Linked DNA regions of Mus musculus: region 2 is linked to region 1. Evidence: chromatin contacts called from ENCODE POLR2A ChIA-PET data. All regions are on one chromosome and are shown on one strand. The core of a region is the stretch at or near the end of the contact, and the rest is flanking DNA. Distances in the headings are between cores, read along the strand shown.

Evidence for each region. ChIA-PET counts read pairs that join two places held with the same protein, here RNA polymerase II (POLR2A).
Region 2: POLR2A ChIA-PET joins it to region 1 with 155 read pairs in embryonic stem cell. The contact joins the enhancer-like site here to the promoter of Ubb in region 1. POLR2A ChIA-PET finds 5 or more read pairs at or near these places in 5 of 5 experiments (Patski and embryonic stem cell).

What each region holds. Positions count from the first base shown.
Region 1 is chr11:62,547,823-62,554,861 of GRCm38, forward strand. Ubb (ubiquitin B) reads left to right here and starts at 3,349. Exons shown (of 2, transcript NM_011664.4): 1 at 3,349-3,773; 2 at 4,318-5,391. The coding sequence starts at 4,324. The coding sequence ends at 5,241.
Region 2 is chr11:62,491,137-62,498,175 of GRCm38, forward strand. The region is part of intron 2 of Pigl (phosphatidylinositol glycan anchor biosynthesis, class L); the gene reads left to right. Among named protein-coding and RNA genes, the nearest start is that of Pigl, 36 kb to the left of the region's middle. Within about 2 kb of position 3,720, at least 2 of the 3 ENCODE cell types and tissues checked have a DNase peak (open chromatin) inside an H3K27ac peak, as active enhancers do.

The DNA.
Region 1 (7,039 bases), core at 2,099-4,598:
ATGTTAAACAAATAGCTACATAGACCAGTGCACACAGGTGCCCACACAGAGGGAGGGTACTACCTGATATGGGGTGCAGGGAACCAAACTGAAGTCCTCTGCAAGAGTAGTAAGGGCCCAATTCCTGAGACATCTCTCTTGCCCCTTAATATTATATTTTAAATATCACCACAGACCTGAAAAGTTACAGTCAGAGCCTGGGCCCTGGCAGCCCTAATTAGTTAGGCGTGACCACCGGTCTTCAATAGGCCAATCAGACAAGTAATAATGAAAAAGAGAAAAGGGAGATTTACCCAATGTGGTGCCACTGGAACGAGGAACAAATAAAGACATACAGTGCCTTCCCCTCAAGTCTATCTTCAAAGAGCCAACATGAGGTTTAGATTTAAATAAAGGGGCTGTAGACACAGCTCAACTGTTAAGAGCATTTGACGCTCTTGCAGTGAACCTGAGTTTGGTTCCCAGCACCCTCATCAGGCAGCTGCTCATAACCACCTATAACTACAGGTTTAGGGGTAACTACAGTTCCAGGGTAACTACAGCTTCAGGGGTATCCAACACCCTCTTCTGGCCACTGCAGACACCTGTGTCCACATGCATGTATGCACACAGAGACACATAATTAAAAATGAGAAAATGGGCTGGTGAGATGGCTCAGCAGGTAAGGGCACTGACTGCTCTTCCAAAGGCCCTGGGTTCAAATCCCAGCAACCACATGGTGGCTCACAACCACCCATAATGAGATCTGACGCCCTCTTTTGGTGTGTCTGAAGTCAGCTACAGTGAATTTATGTATAATAATAAATAATTTTTTTAAATGAGAAAATATTTAAGTATAAGACAGTTGGTTATGTGCATAACTAAGCAGTTGTGATGGAAGTGTGGCCTCCACAGTCCTCACTGTCAGGACTCCAGTTTCTCCTTCAATGTGGTCTGACAAGTTGTCAGACCCGGGTGAAATCTCTACCTGAGAGAGAAATTCCTATAAGGCAAGATCCAGGATTTTAAGCCTTTTTCTTCTCTTAGTGTGAGATTCCTCAGTAAATTCTAATTCCTTGGGGTCTACTGTGTGAGAGGCCTGATAGCCCTAATGGAAGGACATACGTGTCTCAGAATACAAGTGTCTCTTTCCTGCCAGTACAGTTATGGTGGTACACACCTGCAATTCCAGCACTTAGGAGGCAGAGGCAGGAAGATCATGAGTGTGAGGTCATCCTGGGCTATATAATTGAGTTCAAGGCCAGCCTGATCTACATGAGACCCTATTTCAATAAATAAGTCTTTTCCTTTTCCTTCCTTTCTTCCTTATTTTTGTGTTTGAGGCAGGATGTATTCCTGGCTATCCTCGAGCTCAGAGATCCCCTTCCTCTGCCTCCCTAGTTCTGGATTAAAGGCATGTGTCACTGTGTCACTGCTGTCCAGTCAATACATATTTCTCACACGCATTTAGTTTCCACACTCTGGAGGCAGGAGGCAGAGGCAGGGGGGATCTCTGAGATGGGAGGCCAGCCTGGTCTACAGAGCAATACACATACACACACACACAGGTGTATTCATGTGTTTTAGGGCCTAAAGATGACACAATTTTTTTTTCTATTGTGAACAAAAATGGAAAACAGTTCCTTTTTAATTGGAGAAACATTGTTGAACTAACTCAATAAACTTCTAATCTCAAAATTTATACTGTCTTTTTTTTTTTTTAAATCTGTTTATAGAGGGCTGGAGCAGTTAAGAGCACTAGCTGCTCGATTCCCAAGCAGCCACACAAGTACTCAGCAGTCTGTATAGTTCTAGGGTATCTGGTACCCTCCTGAGCTCCTCAGGTACCAGATACACAGGTACTATATAGACATACATACAAGGAAAACACTCAGATATAAAATACTTTTTAAAAAAATCTGTTTACATCATGCTGGGCACGATGGTCCGTGTCTTTAATTCCAACACTCGGAAGACAGAACCAAGAGAATCTCTTGTGAGCTCTTGATTTACATAGTCATCCCAGGCCAACCAGGGCTACAGAGTGATGGCCAGTCTCCAAGGGGTGGGGCTAGGGGTGAACACAGCACAAGCAACAAAAACTATGCTACGGAAAAAAAAATCTATCTTGTCCAGATGCCATTCTTTTGAAATATTATTACTGGGTTGAAGTCACCAAACGATCTACTTTGAAAACAAAACAAACTAGGAAGCAATAACCCGTCTGGCAATTGCTGGAACTTACCCCAATGAAGTCATCGCATCAATCATAAGATCAGCACTCTGGCTGAGTCTGTGCCTCAAAATGTCTGACTCAGACATACTCTGCTTGTTGAAACAAGGTCCGACTCATGCTTCCTAATAAAAATAAAATACTATGCAAAGGAGACATTTTCTGAATTTCAATTCACTTCAAATAAAATTCTACCTGCTCTTTATTCTAGAAAGCAGACTTTGGGCTGGGGAATCAAACTGGAGCTTTTGGTTCATGCTAGGCAAACCAGCTATGTTCCTAACGTTTCCTTCAGTAATATGGTAATAACTCGTAAACCTTTACAGAGTGAAGTTTAATCTGTTAGCGTAGCTAGACTTCTTACTGTACGGAAGCCGGTAGCCTATGCAAACAAAACTGTTTACATGGCCATCCTCGTGACTCCGCATGACAAAGCAATCCGAGCAGTTCTGCTCCTTCCTTGTTGATCTCGATGAGGGAAAAGCAACCACACCCAAAACCTCAGAACCTAGTCCTGAGGTTGAGGTTCTAGGATTAACGGGCCCCTTCCCTTCCTTTGCACAATAGACATCCCAATGGGAGAGGTGGGTGAACCCCGGGTACTGAGTCTAATAGGCATTTCTCCTCTTTCCTTCCTTTGTTTGTAGATTGCTGGGGAGGGAGAGAATCTGTAAGTCCGGCCGGGCTCTGGGCTGGGTCTCTGGCTAAATCCTCAGCTTCCAGCCCGGCAGCCACCCCACTCCCACCCACATCTGGGCCCGTGGGCGGCTAAGCCACAAGACAAAACAACTAAAAACACTGGCTACGGAAGCATCAATGCTCATACTGGAGGGGGCCTGGGCGAAGCTAGAGTCCAGCCAGGGGGAGCAGGGTGAGGTCGCAATTCACCCTGTGGCGTAAAGCCGCCGAGCGATGGGTGCGAGAGAACCACGGGGAACTCGGGACGCGGGGTTCCGGACGCGGGAAGAGAAGACGCCCCTCCCCCACCTCAAGCAGGAAACATCAGTATTTCGCTAAGGCGAGCGCCCGCACATGCGCACTCGGTTACTTAGCAACGTCGACGTTAAACTGCCCGAGAACCGAGCCCAGCAACAATCGAGCGGCCCGCGACCTCCACCAATCAGCGTCGGCCTCATCTTTGACTCCTCACCAATCAGCGCTGGCGCCGCAAGGAGGTTTCCAGAGCTTTCGAGGGAGGGCCCTTTAACTTGGATTCATCCGCGTGATGATTTTTTCAATTTTTTGCACGAGAGGAGACGAGACGCCGGGAATACAGTGTCTCTCGTTTGGTAGTACTCTTTTCTTTGGTTCTGAAGAATCGGGAGCTCGGCAAAAACGCCTAATTGGTCTGGGGGAGGTGGGGGCCCGCGGAACTACTTTCGGTGGCGCAGGAAGACAACAGCTACGTAGGAGTGAGCAGTCACGCAACAGACGCTGCATAAATAGCGGCTCGCGCGGCCACTGAGCTCAGTGACGAGAGGCTTTGTCCGGTTCGGCGGTCTTTCTGTGAGGGTGTTTCGACGCGCTGGGCGGTTTGTGCTTTCATCACATTTGTTAACAGGTATTTGTCTACGGCGTTTGAATCATGGGAGGATTTAGAGAGGGGGCTTACGTGGTGCTAAGCGGGCCTTTTTTTTCTTGGGGTGGGGGAGGGGAGCGAGGTGACGTGACGCGGCAACGGGCCTTCCGGGAAGAGTGGGCCTTGGTCGCGTGCGCGGAGCGGGGGCGGCCCTGGCGCGCGCGCCAGGGAGCTTAACGGACGCTTAACCGATGGAGAGTCCATCGTGGTTATTTCAGTGGGGGGAGGCAGAAAAGAGGTACTTCTCACTCGGGCATTGTTTATTACTTGAATTTTTATCGATGGCTTCTGGTCTGGATATTTTTTATTTTCAATTTATCATGTCTATTGTTAGCGAACTTGGATGCCCCGCAGTTGATGAATGTTCCAAATGCCAGTTTAGTGTTTTGGAAAGGTTTAGCAGTTTGAAACCATGACAAAACAGGTTTTATGTTATGACAAAAAGGGGAGGAGTTTTGAGTAGAAGTATTTTGTAGGGAATCGAAGATTTTAGTAGGCTTTTAAATTTTTACCTTTTAAATTCAAGGTCAAAATGCAGATCTTCGTGAAGACCCTGACCGGCAAGACCATCACCCTAGAGGTGGAGCCCAGTGACACCATCGAGAACGTGAAGGCCAAGATCCAGGATAAAGAGGGCATCCCCCCTGACCAGCAGAGGCTGATCTTTGCCGGCAAGCAGCTGGAAGATGGCCGCACCCTCTCTGATTACAACATCCAGAAGGAGTCAACCCTGCACCTGGTCCTTCGCCTGAGAGGTGGCATGCAGATCTTCGTGAAGACCCTGACCGGCAAGACCATCACCCTGGAGGTGGAGCCCAGTGACACCATCGAGAACGTGAAGGCCAAGATCCAGGATAAAGAGGGCATCCCCCCTGACCAGCAGAGGCTGATCTTTGCCGGCAAGCAGCTGGAAGATGGCCGCACCCTCTCTGATTACAACATCCAGAAAGAGTCAACCCTGCACCTGGTCCTCCGTCTGAGGGGTGGCATGCAGATCTTCGTGAAGACCCTGACTGGCAAGACCATCACCCTGGAGGTGGAGCCCAGTGACACCATCGAGAACGTGAAGGCCAAGATCCAGGATAAAGAGGGCATCCCCCCTGACCAGCAGAGGCTGATCTTTGCCGGCAAGCAGCTGGAAGATGGCCGCACCCTCTCTGATTACAACATCCAGAAGGAGTCAACCCTGCACCTGGTCCTTCGCCTGAGAGGTGGCATGCAGATCTTCGTGAAGACCCTGACCGGCAAGACCATCACCTTGGAGGTGGAGCCCAGTGACACCATCGAGAATGTGAAGGCCAAGATCCAGGATAAAGAGGGCATCCCCCCTGACCAGCAGAGGCTGATCTTTGCCGGCAAGCAGCTAGAAGATGGCCGCACTCTCTCTGATTACAACATCCAGAAAGAGTCGACCCTGCACCTGGTCCTCCGTCTGAGGGGTGGCTATTAATTATTCGGTCTGCATTCCCAGTGGGCAGTGATGGCATTACTCTGCACTCTAGCCACTTGCCCCAATTTAAGTTTAGAAATTACAAGTTTCAATAATAGCTGAACCTCTGTTAAAAAATGTTAATAAAGGTTTTGTTGCATGGTAAGCATATATGGTGTCACTTGTGAAATTCTGTGGTGGCTTGGGTGGTGGGGGCTCTTAACTGATTATTTTGGGCATGATTTAACTAAAGATTGGTCTTGACTAAAATATGCATCATTTACAGCTTATACTTGTATGACATCGCAATTTTGTTTAGTTAATGGCAAAGCCTTAATGTCAGTTTGCCACAGAAGGGGTGGGGCTTGCCATACAGCCTTTGTAACTTTGCTTATTTAAGTACTTTTTTAAATTGGTGGTTTGGGGGGTCTCTAGGTCACACTGATTTGCATATGATTGCTTGGGTAAGATACCAGCAGGTTGGATTTCTTAATGCTGGTTGTGATAATTCTTTAGGAAGAAAACCACCTACTTGGAGAAATGGTAAGTAATAGAAAAGAAAATTAAAAGCTATTACAGTGAACACCTGTCATTGGAAGGTTTGTGTCCCTTCAATCCCCAAAATTTTCAGCAGTATGGACCCTATGTGCCTCTGGTCTACAACTGAGACACATGATTTCCCAGCTTTAGCTATCATTTTGAAATGTGATTTAAAAGACATAGAGGTTCGCCAAGAACTGGAACTTGCCAGATTATTCAGTTGTAGTTAATGTCCTAAGGTTTTTTGGTTTTTTCGAGTTTCAGGGTTTCTCTGTGTAGCTCTGGCTGTCCTGGAACTCACTTTGCAGACCAGGCTGGCCTAGAACTCAGAAATTCACCTGACTCTGCCTCCTGAGTGCTGGGATTAAAGATGTGCGCCACCACGCCCGGCCTAAGATTTTTAAAATGCATTTGTAGCTGGTACTTTTTCATCTGGAGATACAGGTTTGTAGAGTAAAAGAAATTCCAGCATTCAATCCCAGGACTGCACTAAAAAAACAGGCCCTTAGTGTCAGCACTGGGGGGAAGCAGAAGCAGGACTACCCTAGTCTACATTGAATTCCATGGCAGTCTCCAGGAGAAATGGAAATGAGATTACAATCTCAATAATTGTTAAACGCTAGCCTGCTGTGTGAGCTCCTTTCTGTATATGAGTATGCATTTCAGCAGTAAACCAACTTGAATTTTAAAGGTGATGGGAGACCATCTATGTTCTCATTTACTGAGTGTAACATGCATACCGGGGATCAAACCCAAGTGGTGTAGTTTTAAGGCAAGCAGTATAATCTGTGCTGTCTCACCAGCCCTCTATTGGATCCTCCACCCCCTTGAATTTTGCTACGAATTTTGCCCCTTTTAATTAAGCCCAGACTAGTTGCTTTGAGTTTCTAACCCTACCTCTGCCTCTTCGCATAAACTGCCACTGCAAGTGGTTTGATGTATTTTGTTGAAGGAATCTATCCCTGGCTGGTGTGGTACACCATATTGTGCAGGCTAGCCTGAATGAAACTCAAAGATACCCACTTGGCCCCTACTTCCCAAATGTTAGGATTGTGTGCCATTTTGCCTAGGATTTTTTTTTTTTTTTTTTTTTGGAGATAGTCTATGTAGTCCTCGCTGTCCTGTGGTTAGTTACCAGGTTGCCCTGTGAACTCACCTGCATCTGCTTCCTGAGTGCTGATATTAAAGATCTGTGCCACCTTGATTTTGGAAGAAATACCTGTACAGCTTTGTGGGGAAATGTGTCTAGGACTTGCTATGAGATTAATGTAGAGAGAGC
Region 2 (7,039 bases), core at 2,470-4,969, 56 kb before region 1:
TTTAAGGCCAGGCTACAGGAGCCCCTATTTTTAACTATAGCCCTGGCTGTCCTGGAACTTACTCTGTAGACCAGACTAGCCTTGAACTCAGAGATGCTCCAGCTTCTGCCTCCTGAGTGTTGGGATCAAAGGTGTGCACCACCATCACCTTGCAAATAAAGCAGTCAGAGGTTAAGCTACTACCCCTTTCTTCTCCATTTGAAACAAGATAGCACAACCTTCTCAGAAGATTTTTTTTTCTGTTTTTATATATTCCTAAGTATTCTTCAACTCAGGCAGACCCCCAACAAATTAGGTCTGGTCACTAACAATAGAAAAGTCAAGACAAGCAGGGCGTGTTGGTGCACGCCTTTAATCCCAGCACTGGGGAGGCAGAGGCAGGGCGGATTTCTGAGTTTGATGCCAGCCTGGTCTACAAAGTGAGTTCCAGGACAGTCAGGGCTATACTCGAAAAACAAAAAACAAAACAAAACAAAACAAAACAAAGAAAGGAAGAAAGAAAGAAAGAAAGAAAGAAAGAAAGAAAGAAAGAAAGAAAGAAAGAAAGAAAGAAAGGAAGAAAAGTCATGACAGAAAGAAACTTGATTTTCATTATGATCATATCGGACAGATGGAGGAGACGAATAAAAAAGCAGTCTCAGACTGTGGTCTGGTTAGTCATTGGCTCGTCTGTATCCTAGTTGTGCTTGGTAAGTCCTAGGAAACTGACCTAGTTCACATGCAATGATTGTTCCTGTCGGGGAAGGGAGGGCAACCTCTGTTTCCACTTCAGTCTAGCCTTCAGCTTTGAAGGGAGTCTGATCAACTTAGGGCAAACCCTCTTTGTATCAACCATCCTTAGATATACCCTCTCCCTTGCCCCTATCCCAGCCCTACCCCAAATCTAGAATCTTGTAACTGCTGAACATGTGCTTTCCCACTGAAGTGCATACCCAGTCCCTTCAACCCCATAAGTTATTAGAGTGCCTACTTGTGAAACCGGGCAGAATCCAAGTAAAGGAGATAGACACAGAATGAAGACAGAAATGGACGTCACGCTTCAAGTCTGCCTTTTGGATCTTGAGAGCTCAGAGATGAAGTGTTCTTGTGTGCTTGCTTGCTTGCTCCCTTGCTTGTTTCCAGACAGGGTTTCTCTGTGTAGCCCTGGCTACCTGGAATTGGCTCTGCAGAACAGGCTGGCCTCGAACTCACTGTCAGTCCTTGATACTTACCAGGAATCAGATGACAGGTTTATTGTGAGGCCATGCTATCACCGTGTTAGGTGTCCATGTAGGGTCCAGGTGAGGGAGTTAAACTTTTCCTTAGTCTGGTATGTCTGATAAGTTCTTTGGCCTGGTTATGATTTCAATACAACCATGTGCCCCTACTGTCTCAATTCACCCCTGTTTAAAAAATAAATGTCAGCCGGGCGTGGTGGCACACGCCTTTAATCCCAGCACTCGGGAGGCAGAGGCAGGCAGATTTCTGAGTTTGAGGCCAGCCTGGTCTCCAGCCTGAGTTCCAGGACAGCCAGGGCAATACAGAGAAACCCTGTCTCGAAAAACCAAAATAAAATAAAATAAAATAAAAAAAAGTCCATCTTGTATTCAATACTAAAACTTAACAAGTGAGGATTCTTTCCTTGTATCCTTTAAATTGTTTGTTTCTTTGTTGTTTGTTTTGGGGTCTTTTTGTTTTGTTTTGTTTTAATATATACATGGGTGTTTTGCCTGCATGTATGTCCGTGTACCACCTGTAAGCAGTTCCTGTGGAGGGCAGAAGAGGATGTGGGATCCCTTGGGACTAGAGTTATAAAGGGTTTTGAACCACCTTGTCAGTGCTTGGAATACACCTCTCTGGTCCTCTGAAAGAGCAGCCAATATTCTAAATCACTGACCCATCTCTCAGGCCAAGGTGGCTTCCTTTCTTCTCCCAGAGATACTTAGCAGCCTGTGCTATATGGGTTCAACCTAACAGAGAGTGGTTGGCTAGTGCACCCAGGGGCTGCTCTCATCCCCCTTCCTTAAAATTGAGTCTAAAGTTACTTGTAAGTTGGAGTCTCTTAGGACAAAGCATGGCCAGAAAAAACACTGTTTTATATACTGTGGAATAGCGTAGAGCAGATTGCAGCCTGTTCTCAACACCACACTAAACAACACACTGGCAAACTATGAAGTAAAATTTCCTATAAGAGTGCTGCAAGCTTTGTTGCAACAATATGAAGGATGTCTTTGAGAAGGAGAAGCACAGACTACTGATTTCTGTACAGCACTGTGATTCACAATGCCTCAGCAACCTCTGGGTACCTTTTACAAAATGCCAAAGAAAAAGTGGTGGCACATGCCTTTAATCCCAGGACTTGGGAGACAGAGACAGGTGGATCTCCAAGTATGAGGCCAGCCTGGTCTACAGGACTCCACAGGAGTTTGGGCATCTTTCATAAAGCACACAAGGGTCTCCAGTCTACAAGCAGCAGCAGTACTTACAGGTATGTAGAACAGACAGAAACAGGGCCCCAGTGTTCCAGGCTGAACTAACTACTAATTGGTACAACCCATGTATCCAGCAGGCCTTTTCTTCCTCTGTTTTTGGTTTTTGTTTTTTGTCTTTGTTTTTTTTGTTTTTTGTTTTTTTCTAGACAGGATTTCTCTGTGTAGACCAGGCTGGCCTTGAACTCAGAAATTCACCTGCCTCTGCCTCCTAAGTGCTGGGATTAAAGGCGTGGGCCACCGCGCCCAGCTCTTCCTCTGTTTTAGTGTCTTGGAAGAAGGTAAGTGGTCATAAACCCTCCTGCGTCAGCCTGTAGAAGCTTCAGCATACCTGCAAGGACAAGGCCCTGTGACCTGCGGACAGTATTAAGGAAATATTTCCTACAAGTACCTACACTTGTGATTTCCTGGCTCATTTTGCATCGAAGGCTAAAAGAAAAGGCCATTTTATGATTCCACTTGGGAGAGGGAAGCCCTGTGCAGAAAGGGGTCTGTTGGGACATTTAATCAAGGTGCTGACTGTTCCGCTCTCAGGGCATGTTCTTCCTTCTCCTCGTCCTTCTTTCCATTGTTTTATTTCCCCTCTAGGTTTGTCTCACTCTAGAGCCATGGTTCTCCACCTTCCTGATGCTGAGACCCTTTAATACAGTTCCTCATGTGTGGGGACCCCAACCAGAACATTATTTTGTTGCTATTTCAACTGTAACTTTGCCACTGTTATTTATCATGCAATGCTAAGAAACATGTATAACTAGCCATTAGAAATATGCAAATTAGTCAGGTGGTGGTAGCACACACTCTGATCATAGTGCTCAGGAGGCAGAGGCAGGCAGATTTTTTGTGAGTTCAAGGCTACCCTGGTCTACCGAGTGAGTTCTGGGACAGCCAAGGCTTCATAGAGAAACCCTGTCTCAAGAAAACAACAACAAAGAATCATAGATATCTGATATGCACAATATCTCATCTTCAACGCCAAAGGGGATGAGACCCACAAATTGAGAACCACTGCCCTTACTCCACAGAAGTTACTGAACCCTGCTTTCAACTGTTGGGTCCAACCTTTTAGCTTAGATCCATTTCCCTTGTCTTCCCTGGTCCTCCTGTGCTCCAGCAGGAACGCTGCAGGATGGCCTCAGCATGGGGAGACAGCCCCTGCCTCCCTAAATGAGCCCTTGGTGAGGACGGGCCAACTGCTGGGCTCCAACTAAGCTTCCAGGCCCTGGGCCTGCCAAAGCCGTTACACTGAACCCTACTGACCTTTACCCACTTTAGATGACAAAGGAAGTAATTAAGTTTAGAAATGTGCCTGAAGTGGGTGGAGGAGGGGCAGCAGATTCTGCCAGCACTGTGCTAAACAAGCCACAAGACCAAATAAGGGTGTCTGAACCACTTCCATCTGTATGAGAGTTCAGAGTGCAGTGTGCAAAAGTAGGACTTGGTTCTCAGGGAGCTAAGTCGTTACCTAACCCTGCTGGAGCTCTGCTGGAGCTCTGCAGCAGCACCGGTCCTGGTCGCTTCTGCAGAGGCTGTGTCTGAGAGAAGACAAAGCAAACCTCCTCTTGCTAGTGGAGCCCAGGGGCCTCCCTTCTCAGACGTACTGACTGGAGGAGTCTCCTGCACCACAGATTCTCCAGAGTGTTTGCATGGCACTGCTGAGGGACTGTAAAAGTACCAGTAAGGACGAGTCACTAGAATGTGTGAAGGTCAGAGTTTGAGGATATTTCACTATTAGAAAAGCAAGCGTCACAGGCTGAGGCGAGCTTGTTTACTGAACACAGCAGTCCCGGGTGGAGCCGGGAGCTGGGAGCATTTTCCTGTAGCACTAACACTGTTTGCTAAGTCCACCCTCTTCCCGCTCTCAAGGGCTTGTCAAACACAAGGCCTGGCCACAGTCTTCCTCTGCTCCCCTGGATGGTGGCCATCCTCCTCCTCCTCCTCCTCCTCTTCCTCCTCCTCCTCCTCCTCCTCCTCCTCCACCTCCACCTCCTTGTCCTCCTCAGAGGCCTGCGACACTCTCAGCTCCACCAGCTGCCGGTGCGCTTCAGCAACCACTGCCAGCTAGCTGCTCATGCCGCCAGCTCATCATACTGCCTCCTTGGCTTGGAATCCCTGACCTCTTGGCTCTCCTTTCCCTGGGAAATTCCTTCATCCTGCAAGATCCCAAACCTCAGCTCCACTCAGCCCTAAGCATAAAGAGTGACCTATATCCATGTTTGGCTATTGCCTTGGGTATGATACAGAAGTGTGTACTTGGTCCATGTTAGCTAAGTGAACACTGAATTTGTTCTGAGTCTTGCCCTGATGTTTTGGGGTCCCGGGCACCCTTATCTCCAGATACTCACTGTTGTCTGACAAGCCCATGGCTCAGGCTCAGTCTACCACCTGCTTTCTAGCTCAGGGCTTCTATGACATCTCAGTCCTGGGGCACCCAAGTAAGCTCACCTTGAAGTCTGAAGAGCTAACAGGCTACAACCTGCCCTCTGTGTGGAGGTACTGTACATACAGCTTTTTAGACACCCATGGGATCTAATAAGCCATGTATCAAATCAATAAAACCACCCTCCTTCCCAGCTTCCCTCCCTCTATGGCTCACTATCCCTCCCTCTGTGCCTTCCACAGTCCTTGTCTCCAGGTGACAGTGAGGTGGCTTCAGTGTAGGCTCTGCTTTCTGGGAAGCTGAGACTTGGTTATCTCAAGGCTCCAATCTATTGGGAGCTTGTCATTTGGAGGCCCTCCCACTTTATTGCCTTGTTGTGAAAATTCAATTTCTTTTCATATTCCTATTCCTCTTTCACATGAGTTATTCTTTATGTGACAAGCAAAGGTTTAGGGGCTGGGGGCTCTTTCTGGTGTACACACTAACATTCCACGTCTTGGGTGGATCCTCACTTTCAAGTTCACAAGGATAGAGAAATCGCCCCCCTGGTGGTGAAGCTGTAGAACTGCTAGTCCTTTGGTAAGGGAGGTGAATGTAGGTTAGGTAATTCTTTTTTTTTTTCCCCTGAGACAGGGTTTCTCTGTGTAGCCCTGGCTCTCCTGGAACTCACTTTATAGACCAGGCTGGCCTCGAACTCAGAAATCCGCCTGCCTCTGCCTCCGGAGTGCTGGGATTAAAGGCATGCACCTCCGTCGCCCGGCATAGATTAGGTATTTCTACTTGCTCTACCGGCCTTTAAGCTTCTCCATTTCCTTATCGGAATTTTCTAGAAGTCTAGGGTCAGACTCACGGAAGCCATTTGAACTCTGCCTGTGCCCTTCTCCACAAGCATCTTGCTTTTATTTTGCATTTCTTGCATTCTTTCTGAGAATCCTAAAAATGCATTATATTTTGATATTTTGCATTCCTTCCTTGTAATTTTGCCTGTTTTCCTTAAATGATCTTTTCTCTTTTTTAACCCAGGCCGATCTCAAACTTGACTTCCTGCCTCAGTCTTCTGAGTCTGATTCAGCTTTTAACCCTCTTTAAGGTTTTTATGTTTTTCCTGGCATATATTAGTTTACATAGTAATGGGTTTCATTTTGACATTCTCAAAAATGTATACAATGTCCCTTCATGGTCATCAGCCCCCATAGCACTCCCTTGTGACCCCTCCCCTCCTACTGCTTCTCTCTCTCTTCCCAGCTGGCCCTCCTTATCCACGTCTTTCTTTTTTTCTTCTCCTTTTGTTTGTGTGTTTGACCCAGTGAGTTTACTTAGGGTTGTTTTCAGCAGCATGGGTGATGGGTTATTTATAGGAACACAGGCCCCTCGCCAGTGCTTGCACCACTGGAGAAAATGTCTCTCTCCCCATCAATCATTAACCCTCTATAGATCCTCAGGGGTGGGTAGGGCCTCCTAAATTCCTGATGATCTCAATCTTATTCAAGTTTTATGCTCATAATCACAACTGCTGAGAGTATAAGAATGCAAAGTCAGGCTGGGTGTGGTGGCCCTAGCCTTTAATCTCAGTACTCAGGAAGCAGAGTCAGGCCGATTGCTATAGTTCTTTCTATATAGAGTTCAAGGCCAGCAAAGACTACTTAGTGAGACCTCTAAAAAAAGAAAAAGGAGAAGAAGAAAGGAAGAAAGACAGACAAGAAAGAAAGTCAATGCACATGTCATATCAGGATAACAACTCTTTATTTAAAATATTTTTTGAGGGTTGCAGAGATAGCTTAGCGGGTAAGAGCACTGACTGCTCTTCCAAAGGTCCTGAGTTCAAATCCTAGCAACCACATGGTGGCTCACAACCATCTGTAATGAGATCTGATGCCCTCTTCTGGGGTGTCTGAAGACAGCTACAGTGTACTTACATAGAGATAAGTAAATAAGTTTTTTTTAAAAAAAGGTTTTTTGAAATGTATATATGTATATGCCTATAGGTATATGAGAGAGTACGTGTGTACAGGTGCCTGTGGGTGTGTACAGTGCCTGTGGAGAACAGAAGATGGCATCAGATCCCCTGCATCTAGAGTTACAAGTGATTGTGGACGCCTAACATAGGTGTTGGGAACTAAACTTATATCCTCCAAAAGAGCAGAAAACACATTATTGACTTCTGAGCCATCTTTCTAGTCCCCTTAACAGACTA